Regions from separate parts of the Homo sapiens genome. Here all the other regions are linked to region 2. Evidence: chromatin contacts called from ENCODE Hi-C or POLR2A ChIA-PET data. All regions are on one chromosome and are shown on one strand. The core of a region is the stretch at or near the end of the contact, and the rest is flanking DNA. Distances in the headings are between cores, read along the strand shown.

The links. A loop is a pair of places that touch in the nucleus more often than their neighbours do. ChIA-PET counts read pairs that join two places held with the same protein, here RNA polymerase II (POLR2A). Pooled maps may share reads with other maps.
Region 1: a map of CD8-positive, alpha-beta T cell shows a loop between it and region 2 (20-fold over the local background). The contact joins the promoter of DLGAP5 here to the promoter of TMEM260 in region 2. A Hi-C loop is called at or near these places in 2 of 168 maps with a recorded cell type or tissue (CD4-positive, alpha-beta T cell and CD8-positive, alpha-beta T cell) and 7 of 50 pooled maps. POLR2A ChIA-PET finds 5 or more read pairs at or near these places in 2 of 52 experiments (H1 and HEK293).
Region 3: a loop to region 2 is called in a map of naive thymus-derived CD4-positive, alpha-beta T cell, with 13 times the contacts of the local background. The contact joins the promoter of PSMA3 here to the promoter of TMEM260 in region 2. A Hi-C loop is called at or near these places in 1 of 168 maps with a recorded cell type or tissue (naive thymus-derived CD4-positive, alpha-beta T cell) and 6 of 50 pooled maps. POLR2A ChIA-PET finds 5 or more read pairs at or near these places in 1 of 52 experiments (PC-9).

What each region holds. Positions count from the first base shown.
Region 1 is chr14:55,188,941-55,193,427 of GRCh38, reverse strand. It overlaps DLGAP5 (DLG associated protein 5), which reads left to right and starts at 1,843. Exons shown (of 19, transcript NM_014750.5): 1 at 1,843-1,965; 2 at 4,248-4,486. The coding sequence starts at 4,249. It overlaps LOC105370508 (a long non-coding RNA gene), which reads right to left and starts at 1,755. Exons shown (of 2, transcript XR_943888.3): 1 at 1,626-1,755. RefSeq lists enhancers at 1,547-2,099, 2,100-2,653.
Region 2 is chr14:56,577,817-56,582,201 of GRCh38, reverse strand. TMEM260 (transmembrane protein 260) reads right to left here and starts at 2,404. Exons shown (of 16, transcript NM_017799.4): 1 at 2,128-2,404. The coding sequence starts at 2,287. RefSeq lists a silencer at 2,117-2,336.
Region 3 is chr14:58,242,568-58,246,845 of GRCh38, reverse strand. PSMA3 (proteasome 20S subunit alpha 3) reads right to left here and starts at 2,003. Exons shown (of 11, transcript NM_002788.4): 1 at 1,905-2,003. The coding sequence starts at 1,925. RefSeq lists enhancers at 1,530-1,979, 1,094-1,991, 2,160-2,359, 2,400-2,449.

The DNA of each region.
Region 1 (4,487 bases), core at 594-3,093, 1.4 Mb after region 2:
CCAGTGCTGGACTTGAACTCCTGGCCTCAACTGATTCTCCCATCTTGGCCTCCCAAAGTGCTGAAATTACAGGTATGAGCCACCATTCTCAGTCTCTTTTTTTTTTTTTTTTTTTTTGAGATGGAGTCTCACTCTGTCACCCAGGCCAGAGTGGAGTGGTGCGATCTCAGCTCACTGCAACCTCCACCTCCTGGATTCAAGCGATTCTCCTGCCTCAGCCTCCTGAGTAGCTGGGACTACAGGCGCGCACCACCACACCCGGCTAATTTTTGTATTTTTAGCAGAGACGGCATTTCACCATATTGGCCAGGGTGATCTTGATCTCTTGACCTCGTGATCCCCCCGCCTTGACCTCCCAAAGTGCTGGGATTACAAGCGCAAGCCACAGTGCCTGGCCAGAAGGGTGAACATTAGAGACTGACAACCCCACGTGCTGGAAAGCATGTGAAACAAGTGGAACTCTTATATGTGGCTGGTGGGAATTGTAAAATGGTACAACCACTTTGGAAAACTGCTTGGCAATTCCTTACAAAGTTAGACATGGGTGACGGCACCCGCCTATAGTCCCAGCTATTCAAGAGGCCAAGGCTGCAATGAGCTATGATTGTGCCACTGCTCTCTAGCCTGGGGGACGGAGAGACCCTGCTTCTAAAAAAAAAAAAAAATTTTAAGTTAAACATACCCAGAATGACCCAGAAATTCCACTCCTGTATTTCCTCAAGATAAATAAAATATGCCCACAAGGACTTGTACGAGAATGGTTATAGCAACTTTGCTCATCATCACCAAAAATTGAAAGCAATACAAATCCATCAACTGGTGAATGCATAAAGTATTCAATGGAATGCCTCTCAATAACAAACACTACTAACTTCTGGTTCACGCAGACCCAAAAGAGTACCTATCACCTTCATTTTTATAGTGCTAGAAATAAGAGGAGTGGTTGCTGATGTGGTGGGAGATGGACAGGAAAGAAACAGGCCACTCTTCTGAGTGATGGAAATGCTCTACGTCCTGATTGGGTGGTAGTTACACAGCTGTTTACATTTACCAAACTCATCAAATTGTCCACTGGGGGGGAAAAACTATTATTTTCACTGTATACGAAAACTTCGCCTCAACAAAAAATGAACTAAAAAAGAAAAAAAAGGGGAGGGGGGCTGGCGACGTTGAAAAGTAACGCTAAACTATGTAAGGATTTGATAATTGGGGTAAGCCTTTTCTTTAAAACGTCTAGTAAAGAAAACATTCCAAGAAGGTCTGCTAGATTCTGTGACTAAACAAGGACATTAAAAAGCCCTGAATCCAGCTTGGTCAACGTAGTGAGGCCCTGTCTCTACGGAATTTTTTTAAAGTTAGCCAGGCGTAGTGGTGCGCGCCTATAGTCCCAGCTACTCGGGAGGCTGAGGTGGGAGGATGGTTTGAACACAGCAGCTCAAGGCTGCAGTGAGCAGTGGTCGGTGCCCACTATACTCCAGCCTAAGGGACAGAGACCTTGTCTCAAAAAAAAGAAAAAAGAAAAAAAAAAAAAGCCTTGCGAGCTCTGGGGGAGATTTCCCGCAGCCCAGCTTTGCCAGGGACCCAGCCTCACCCCTCGGGCTCCACCGCCCACTCCCGCCCTTCACCTGACGTGAGCGCCCCGACTGCTCCACTCCTTCTCATCCCGCGTCGCGGTCCCGCCTATTTTCCCTCTCTCACCCATCTTTTGAACTGGCCCTTCACCTTTCAATCAATTCAAATATCGCACGGAGCAAACCAATCGCAAGCCTCGTTGAGTGGAAGGGGTGGGATCTTCCCCGGAAGTGTTGGTTAAAGCCCCTCCAATCAGCGGCTCGGTGCGGCAAGTTTGAATTTCGTGGAGGCTCGGGTTGTGAGGGTTCCTGCTTCGGAGTCGGCGGTGGTCGTCCAGACCGAGTGTTCTTTACTTTTTGTTTGGTTGAGGTTTCACGCTAGAAGGTGGCTCAGGTAGGTGGGTGCTGGAGAGCTGGACGGAGAACACTGGCCCGCTTCCGTTGAAGGTCTAGAAGGGTCTGAGGACCGGGGGCTGCGAGCGGGAGCAAGTCAGAGGCAGGCTCCTTTAGGACCGTGTTACCTGCCCTTCCCGAAGCTGATAATGCGAGCCTTTAGAAGAGTCCATATGTTTGCCCTGACCTCTGTAATAGTCAGCGTTTCACCACCGGGGCGTAATTGACCTTTGGGGTGAAACTGTTCTTCACTAGCTCCGACATTAAATTCCCGTAGCTCTTCCCAGGTCCCATGGCAACTAAAAACGCCCGGTTGAGAACCTCTAGTCAAGCAAGATTAACGCATTCTGGACTTTCAAGCTGGAGGAAACGCCACTCAGCCAAACAAAATTTAGGTGTGTGTGGAGCCAGGGCTGCCTTGCTTGGGATCCCAGCTTCACCACCTTTTAGATATGCTAATGTGAGCAGTTAATTGACCTCATCTGTATGAGAGCGATAATAGTTAACTACCTTTCAGGGTTATTCTGATAATTGTACCTTTAATGTTGTCCTCGCTCGCTCTTTCTCTTGCTGTGGATAGTGCTATCCTGTATTTAATACATAAGTCTTAATTTTTCTTCAATCTTTAGCGAATTAATATTGCAGGAGATAAATAGTAGAAGACAGTTCTTTATGAAAAGCACAGTCCATTGTCACTTTCCTTGGGTCTTAGAGGAGAATGTTATTAGCATGCAGGTCAGACAGATTCTCGTTTTTTATATTTTGTTGATTGCTTAGAATCATGTAACAATGTATTGCATTACTTGTGCCAATTTTTCTATTATCTGGAGTTTTCTAGTGGATTTAGTTAATTCTTGTTGAAGAATATACCATAGTGTGTCTATCACAGAGCCTCCCCCTTACCTTTTTTTGTTTTTGTTTTTTAACTGCCAAGACTTCTGAGAATCAGTATCCTTTCTCCAGTTTGGCTTGGTAGTTCTCTATACCAGCTACACAGGTGACCCCCTCAAACTTTCTAATTTTCTTTGTTCTCCCTAGTTGGATCTACTGACGTCGTCTTTATTGTCCTCTTTTGTTTTGCTTGAATACATTCTCAAAGATCTTTCCAAGAAAAAGGCATGTGCCAATTAAACTATATGATTTTGTGCGTGTGTGTGTGTGTGTGTGTGTGTGTATGGCTTTTCTTTTTTAAAATTTATAGAGACGGGGTCGTGTTATGTTGCCCAGGCTGGTCTCAAACTCCTGGGCTCAAGCAGTCCTGCCTCGACCTCCCAAAGTGGTAGGATTACAGGCCTAAGCCACCGTGCCGGCCTAAACTGTATGATTTCTTGTATGGATGAAAATAATGGAGCAAACTGATAGGGTTATTGTGAACTATATATTTGGTCTTGTTCTGTTTTCTGGCAAACAACTACTAAAATCCTTGGAGTCTTCAAAGTGGTACCTTTTTGTATGCTAATGATTGACTGATAGCTGGATGCCTCTAAATAGCTTCAGGATTGGGGCTGGTCACTAGACAGACCAAGGCAGGATTTCTCGAGAGTTGGCATTTTCAGCCCCACCTCACAACCTCTGGGGAGGGGAGAGGAGCTGAAGGTTGACTTGATCACCAGTGGTCAATGATTTAATCACTCATGCTTATGTAATGAAGCTGCCATAAAAACCAAAAAAAAACACCTGTGTTTGGAGAGCTTCTTAGGTGAATACATGAAGGTTCCTAAACAGTGGTGCTACCTGAGAGAGCATGGAAGCTCCTTGTTCCTTTCCACATACTTTGCCCTGTGCCTCTCTATCCAACTCTATCTGTATCCGGTTGCCTATTGATTATCCCTATATGACTAATAGGTACCTGGTGTGGGGTTTTTGTTTGTTTTTGGTTTTCTTTTGGCTTTAGAAGAAATGTTAGACTACCTGCATTCCTCATCATGGGTAAGGAAACCCTTGTGTACATGGTCCTTCACTTAACCTATTTTCACCTTTATTTCACGCTTTTCTTTTTGCAGTGTTCTCTGTGGTAAGCCCAGAGCCTCTTTTATTCTGGACTATCACTTACTGGCTTTCTCTTCACTGGTCAAGCAAGTTCCTATTTAAAACCCCCAAATAGGTAGCTTCTTATTCTCTGATAATCTTCTTCTCACTTTTCAGTGTTACATATTTATTTCATTGCACATTTTATATTTTTATTTCAGAAGGCCCTGAAGTGGGACAGGAAATGAACTGTAATCTTAATTTTTTAAATAATGAAAATTCATGTAAGTTGGGTTTTGTCCTTTTCCTTGACAGGATGTCTTCATCACATTTTGCCAGTCGACACAGGAAGGATATAAGTACTGAAATGATTAGAACTAAAATTGCTCATAGGAAATCACTGTCTCAGAAAGAAAATAGACATAAGGAATACGAACGAAATAGACACTTTGGTTTGAAAGATGTAAACATTCCAACCTTGGAAGGTAGAATTCTTGTTGAATTAGATGAGACATCTCAAGGGCTTGTTCCAGAAAAGACCAATGTTAAGCCAAG
Region 2 (4,385 bases), core at 1,155-3,654:
ATGTGTTCTGTTTATTGATGAAAATATAATTCATAAACATTCAAGAATAGTGCATTCAACATGTAAACACAATTATCAAATATACGATAAAGCAAATTTTCCATATTGGCATATACTTGGAAAACAGTTTATCATTCCCAAAAATGAACATAAAAATATTAGAAGCAACCACTATTTAACATCAAACCAAACAAAATTAAAGCACCTAAAGTTTGGTAACTCAAGGTGAATACACAACTTTATTCTTTTAGGAAAAAATAAAATACAGTATTAATAAAGGCAAGGCAATAATCATGATTTTAAATAAATTTTAAACATCACTACATATGTGATGGTGGATTTAGAAAAGAATTTCATGAAATGTTTTGACGAAAAGTAGAGGTTAAGGGGGCATATTCTGAAGTCAATATACTTTTCTTTTCCTGATTTCTCTACTTTGTGTGACTTTGGGCATAGCTTAGCCTTAGTTTTCCCATTTATAAAAGGAAAATAATAATTGCACCTACTTTTAAGGGTAGCTGGGAGGGTTAAAACAACAACCCATATAAAGCACTTGGAACAGTGCCTGGCACATAGTAAGTGCCCAACAAACGTCAGTTATTATAAATCTCACTCCCATCCTTCACACTCAACCAACCATAAGTAGCTGTCAATCTTTTTATTTTTTTACAAGTAACAGAACTACCTAACCTCTGAATAATGCTCTCCAGCACCAAAACTCACAACTATAAAGTTACTTCCATTATGAAATACCAATCTTGGTAACACTGTACAGAAACTCCCTACTACACGAATGAAACACTATCCCTACTTGTGCAACAGGACCTGAAAGAAGAAAGGTAACAATTTGAAGATGTAACATCAAAGATCTTCAACGTGGTAGGCAGCCCTAAATATGATCCCCACTAATCCCCAAGTCCTGATATTCTCACCTGTGTAATCCTTCCCCCTTGAATATGGGTTGGGTTTACTGACGAAGTTCCAGGAATAAAATGCAGAAGTGGTATATCACTTACAGTATTAGGTTACAAAATGACAGAGCTGTCAGACAGAGAGGTGTCCTTCATCTTTTTCTTGACAGAAGTCAGTTAACTTATGGAGACCCACATAGCAAAGAACTAGATTGCGTTTCTCCCCAAATTGAGCCTTGAGAAGACCGCAGCCCCATCGCACACCATGACAGCAACCTTTTTCTGAGTACGAGCATCTAGCTTAAACGGCACCCAGACTCCTGATTTACAAAAACGGGAGACGATAAACGTTTGCTGTTTAAGCTGCTCAATTTGGGGATCACTAGTCATGCAGCAAAAACTGCTTCTTCAGTCCATAGGTTCACCACCTGAAATTACAGCACTATTCTGACAAAATTACTGGCCATGATATGGCATTATTGAATCCAAAAACAAAACATGGATCTTGTTTCTTGCATCAAATACAAAACAATTAGTGTGATTTAAGGGCCAATGAGTCATGCTTTTCTTTTTCATAGAAACAGCCGCACCTGGCTTCCACCTTTTTAAGAGTTCTCCTGCAAATATTCTGCATGGCTAGTTCCTTCTCAATATTCAGGTTTCAACTAAAACACCACCTCTTCAGAGGTCTTTCCTGAATAGTCATTCGGAAGGACCCACTACTTACCCCCACTCTCAATCATATTTCCCTCCTACTGTCTCCATAACTTATCACCAGTGAATATGCTGTTTATTCATTAACTTGTGTATTGTCTAACCGCACTGGAACACTAGCAATTATCTGTTCGCCACTACTGTTCTTTTGTTTGAAACATAATAAGGACACCGTGAATAATATCTGTGGACTAAAAAAGACTGAAAGTAAATACTCAGGACCAGGATAAAAGATCTGGGGAAGTGGAGAGGTCGATAAGCCCCACCAGGCGAAACCAACAATACGCCCCATCTCGAAAACCTGAGAACTAAAGAAACCACAACGACAGGAATGGAAACAGAAGTGGGCTCTGGAACACACAATAGTGCGCTGTGCACAGGGGGGTGGATGGAGGCCCAGAGCTGACCAGACCGAATGCCAAGAGCAGGGGCCAGACGCAGACCCTGCCCGTTCTGGGACCAGGGGAGAGGGACAGAAGGGGCAACCCTGCGAGTACTTTACCGGAGTCTCCCCCCGGTACCGAAGGGGGCAGGGTGAAGGTGAACACTGCGGCCACGGCGGCGAACACCGCCACGCCGCCGCGGATGCCCCCGGAGCGCCGCAGCCCCACTCGGACTGCCCGCCCCTGGGCCTGGCCCCTGCCGTCGCCATGGGGACTCATGGGCCAGTGGCGACCGAGGGAGAAGGACACGGCCAGCCCAAGAACCCGGTGCGACACGGAGCTCCCCAGCCGAGAGACGAGCGCAGCTTGTGCGGCGGCCACGGCGGCTTCCGGGTCGAGCCTCCGCGGGTTGGACCGCACCTTTCTCCGCCTGAGCGCGGGGAGGAGAAAATGCCAGGCCTCCCTTGAGCCAGGCCCTGCGAGTTTTCCCGCAGTGCACCACGCATTGGCGTTCACCTACTTATAATGTGATTTAAGGTTCCTAATCACCAGGAGAGCATTCCCTTTAAAAAGCAAGCCCGGCCACAGGCCTACCTTCTCCATGGCTATTCCCCCCTTTTATACTGACTTGGTTGGGTCTGACAGAGACCAAAGCAGCGTCGAAAACCGCGAGCGAGGAAGGGCTGCTCCTGCCCCCTACGGTGCGGGGTGGAACTGCACAAAAGGGCCACGATCAGCCAGGAGCCCCTACCTGTGCTAAAAAAAAAAAAAGGGTGGTGTATTTACCGTATGTGCAAAGTAAGCCAATAAATACATTAATCACAATTATGTATTTATTACGATTTACTACGTTACTATGACTAATTACAATAAGTCTGTGTGCTACTTATTAAATCACTGAGTAATTTTTAGAGAGATTAGAATATGCTAGTGCGTCTTTTTTTTTTTTTTTCATTCCATAGCATAATGAAAACTCTGTAGATGAGTCGGGAAATTTGAGTTCCTGTATTCATGCAGATAACTCAAACCATGATAAAGGTGTCTCCTAGTTTAATGAAGAGGAGTGTTTTGCTGGAGCTTTCAACACAGCAAAGTGGAAAATGAAATTGAATCACCATATTTTACAATGAGCTGTAACGCAAAAAAAAAGAATCGGAGCCGTTAATAAGGACAACTACATAACAGCGCAGTTAAGCTTTTTAAGCTTATGTTTTATTATTAAAGCAATTATCCTGGAGTGGGCGGGGAGGAGAGCAACCCGCATAAAATGTATCTCAAAGACACACTGAAAACCAGTGACAATCTCAAACGTGTTACGCGCAATTTGATAGAGACACAGTGACTAAACTATAGAGTAACATATACCTACCTTGACGGTCATGGGGCCAGCACACCTTAGTCTTTTCCAGGTACTTATACAATTTCCAGCCTTTTCCAGGTAATTTCTCAGCTGTACTGTGAGTTCCTGGAGGAGAGGGGCTGTGTGGTAGAGTGCTTCTAAAATGGATTCCCAGATAACCCTGCCTCCTCACTCACTTCCTGTATAAGCTGCTCGCCTTATGTGTGAGCTTAACCTAAGGATTGGCTTCTATCAATACAATAAGGCAAAAGTGATGGATGTCACTTTCAAGATTAGGTTATGAAAGACTAACTTTCATCTTGCTGGCACTCCCTCTTGTCCTCTCACTTGTTCTCTCTGATGAAGCCACCTACCATGGTGTAGGCTGCCCTGTGGAAAGGTCCACATGGGAAGAAACTGAGAGCCGCCTCTAGCCAACAGCTGGCAAGAAACTGAGACCTTCAGTCCAACAACCTTAGAGGAACTGAATCTAGGCAACACCATGTGAGGGAGCTAGGAAGTGGATCCTTCCCCCACATAAGCCTTGAGATAACTATAACTCCTGTCAAGACTTGGATTGCAGCCTGTGGATGACCCTGAAGCAGAGGACCTAACTAAGCCTCATCCAGACTGCTGTCCTATAGAAACCGCGAGATAATAAATGTTGTTTTAAGTTGATAAATGCAGGCTAATTTGTTAGTTATCAGCAATAGATAGTTAAGATAGGCTGTCTTCTATTTCTTTGCTGAAAGAACATGCCAATGAGTAACCTTGACTGGGTCAAGCATATACTTCTTTCCCTTTTTATGCATTTCACTTTTGCTCATGAGTTTTATTTAAAATTTTTTTATTTTGGAGGGGAATAATTCTTTGTCCATGTTTGGGAGGTAGAGATCAGTGCTGGAAGTACAAATTTAGGAGTTGCTCGTGTAAGGATGATATAAATGACTAACTTGATAAGGGGATAGTGTAGAGAGAACAAGGTTGAGGTCTAATGTCAGCCCATATTCTCATTTAGGGAATGGCTGGAGAAGGGGA
Region 3 (4,278 bases), core at 754-3,253, 1.7 Mb before region 2:
TATGCGGAAAATAAGCTGTAGAGAGAACAACAGAAGCAAAGATAAGGTGTTCCAAAGATAGCGGTAGTAGCTTAGACGAGAGAAGAGGTAGAAGGGAATATTTTTTGAGAGTAGAGTAAAATATAAAAATAATAAAAATAAACTTGCTAGGCCAGGCGTGATGGCTCATGCCTGTAATCCCAGCACTTTGGGAGGGTGAGGCGGGCTGATCACAAGGTCAAGAGATGGAGACCATCCTGGCCAACATGGTGAAACCTCATCTCTACGAAAAATACAAAAATTAGCTGGGCGTGGTGGTGCGCACCTGTAGTCCCAGCTCTTCGGGAGGCTGAGACAGGAGAATTGCTTGAACCTGGGAGGCACAGGTTGCAGTGAGCCAAGATCGTGCCACTGCACTCCAGCCTGGCAACAGAGCAAGACTCCGTCTCAAACAAAATAAAAATAAAAAAATAAACTTGCTAAAGCGTTGGTTCTGGGAGTAAAGTAAAAAAAGGAATTAAAGATGAATAACAGATTTTTTCATATGACCATTCACTGAGCTGAAGACTGTAGTAGATGCAAAATGGCAAGGTGAGGAGAAAACCCAGAGCTCTACTTTCACATGCAGTACGAAATGACTATTAAACGATCAAGTGAACAGACATGTCAAGCAGACAAACAAATATTCGTATCTGGAGTTCTTGGGAGAAATGAAGACAGAAGAAAAGCCTTCAGCAGTGGTACTTTCTGAGTCTGTTTCCTGATCTGTTAAACCCAGATCATTAACCCTACCATTGTTACTAAAATATCCCACATGGTTACATTATCAAGTATTCTTTAAAAGGTTTGTAGAATGAAATACTATTAATTCAAGGTAATATTAATATAATTGCAAAGTCAGTTTGCTACAAGATTTAATATTGAGCATTTACTTATCCAAGAAAAGTATGGCAGAACTTTAGCATTCATAACTGAATGGATTAAACCATTCCAGACATAAGTTGCCTATTATCAAATTTAGAACACCGGTACTTGAACTTAAGGCTGAGCATGAGAATCTTGTTAAGAAGTAGAAATTGAGGAACTGAGAAACTCATTATTCAATAACTCTAGTGCAAATAACCAATAAATCTTTTAGAAACTGTATTTTCTATATAGAGAAGTACATAAAAGGAGTAAACTGACTGCACATATGCAATACGTTTAACAAAGGAAAGCCAAACAAGTTAACAAGTCCCACTGCAAAATCCTCAACAGTCTATGAAAAGTCTGAAGCTGTTAAGTTCCTAAGTAACCATTTAAACGTTTACGGAATAAATGCCTACAAGCGCTGTTAGGTAATTTGTATAGGAAAAACGAGAAAGGAAAAACTGAAGGATTCATCAGATTGTTTTTCAGACCATTTTTATTAGTTCTGTTCCGACAGGATTTCCAGTGACTCTTAAACTGAGCGGTCAATGATCTGCACACTTAAAGACAGAGAAGGCCTGTGAATCAGCAGCACCCTAGGAACTGCAAACGCAGTCCACAAAAAGCACGATCTCCAGACCCCGGAATCCCAAATCTCACTGCCTCGGTGGTTCTCAAGAGAACACACTATTTCAAGCCCCACGAGTTTCCACTTTCGGTTTCCCTAAGTGGCTGAAGAAAGTGACTCAGCAATCCAAAGCGGCTCCAAACCTCACTGCGGCGACGCCAAGCCGGCTACACCTGCGCTGAAAAGCTTCAGGAGTCACGGTCACCTGAGACGCAGGCCTAGCATATAGGGGATAAAGACGACCGGTCTCCAAACAGCTGCAAATGGCCCACCCAGCCGAAGGCGGTCTCAGAGCACCCCGGGTCCGCGAACCCCATGTGGTCTGTCCGAGTTCCCTTCAACCCCAATCCTTAGGTTAAACTATTACACCGACAGACAGCGAACTCACCCCAGTGCCGATTGAGCTCATCGTGCTAAACCCAAAGGGACGCGTAGGGATTCCAGGCCCGGAGCGCTTCCCCTATACCACAGGATGCCGCAAACTAGTAACAGGCCCGCTCATTGGCTGAACTGCCAACCAATAACCTTTTTCTCTGTGGCTCGTTCCGCGGCTCCGGCCCCCAGGACGAGGAGTATTGTGGGAAAAAAGCGGGCCGCGAGAGGCTGGCGGCGCGCATGTGCAGAAGCAATGGAGGCGGGGTTGGGGAAAGCAAAGGCTCCTCCTTCGGTTCGCGTACTTTGAGCCGCTTGGCGTCGTGGTATCTGAGAAGCTGCTCTATTCCTTTCCTTGGAATTATTATTTATCTTTTATATTATTATTCTCTCCTCACTTTATTCTTTCTTTAAGCCAAAGGGAGAGATGCTGGTATACTCTCACAAAAAGTAGAAAAAGCAGTAGGCGCGAAGTAACCTGTCTTCCTCCGCGTCCCGACCCTGACCCAGAATCTTGATGGCATCCACTTCACCTCCTTGTGCTCAGGCTCTCGTGAAGTTTCACTTAAAGGGTATCGTCTTTGAATTCAGCTTAGAATTTTACGGAAGTATTAGTGCTCTTTCTATGAGTATAACGCTTTTTGGTAAGAGTTAAAGATAAGTCTGATTAAAGATATTTTTTGAGCGCTAGTATATTCCACGTGTTCAAGAAAAAGCCGTGAACAGAGCATACCCCCATTTCTAATGTAATTTCCATTCAGTGGGAATAAATAGGTAACAATAAATAAGCAAAATAGTAAGAAGAAAGAGTGCTTTAATAGACAATGGAGGTACTAACTTTAGGCAGTGTGCTCAGGGAATGACTTTCTGAGTGAGTGATATTTAAACTAAAATAGGGTAACAAAAGACAGTGGTTTAGGGAACAGTAAAAAACTTGGCTTGCGCTGGGAACTGTCACGTCAGAGTGACCTCTCATAATGATTAAGTGGGGAAGAATGACAGGAAGAGAACAAGTGCACAGGAGACCAAATCTTGAAGTGGTTTGAATTTTAATCCGATTGTAAATAGGGCATCAGCATTTTTTTTACTCCTAAATATTAATACGTCAGTGTGTATTTTCCCCCAACACAGGAACATTATTTCACAGAGACACAGTATTATTGTGAAAATCAGAAAATTACCAATACTATGATCTATCAACTTTATGCATTTTTTTTTTTTTTTTGGTAAATGGCCCAATAATGTCCTTCATAGCAAAAGAAAATCCAAGATCACACCTTGCATTCAGTTGTCATGTTTCCAATCTGCTTTAGTCTGGAAAATAGTTGCTTAGTATTTCTTCAGTTTTCATGGCATGAACACTTTTGAAGAATACAAACCATTTATTTTGTAGAATATTCCTTAATTTAGGTTTGATTTTTTTGTTATTTGATTCAAGTGATGCATTTATGGCAGGAATACTACAGAAATGACCTTGTATTCATTCATGTCAGAGCATTACATTAGAAGGGACATGATGTTAGTTGTTTTATTGCTGGTAATGTTAACTTTGATCACTTGCTGAAGATTTATCCCTGATAATGTTTCATTTTTCCCTTTGTAATTAGTATCTTGTGAGGAAATACTTTGAGAATATGTACACATCCTGTTTACGCCTCAACATTTCACTCATTAATTCTAATATCTGATGATTCTTATTTGAATTGATTATTACAATGGTTGCCAAATGGTGATTTTCTAATTCCATCATTCTTTTCACATTTATTATTGGTTTTCTACTGTGAGGTTATCAGGAGTTTTTAAAGCAAGAGAATTATATGATTTGATTTAAATCATTAAATGACCTCTTGTTTCTGTGTGAAGAATGATAGCTAAGGGAAAGAAGAGAGGCAGGGATACTAGTTGGAAAGTTATTGCACTTTTGTGAGCTAGCAGTAATGGAGAGTGATTTGGACTAAAGTGGTGGCAGTGGAGGTGGAAATATGTAGATGGATTTCAGATGTGTAGGGAGCTATGGTTTGAATGTCCCCTTCAAAACACGTGTTGAAATTTAATTGCCAATGTAATGGTATTGCGATGTGGGGCCTTTAAGAGGTGATTAGGTCATGAGGGCACTATGGATGAATGACATTTTCAGAATGGGTTAGTTATCTTGGAAGTGGGTTCCTAATAAAGGGGTGAGTTTCACTGGATTTCAGCTTTCTCTGTCTCACATATTCGCTTGCTCTTCTGATCCTCTGTCATGGGATAACACAGCACAATGCCCTTGCCAGATGTCAGTGCCATGCTCTTGGACTTCTAAAACCATGAGCCAAATAAACTTTTCTTGTTTATGAATTACCTAGTCTGTGGTATTCTGTTATAGCAGCAGAATATGGGCTAAGACATAG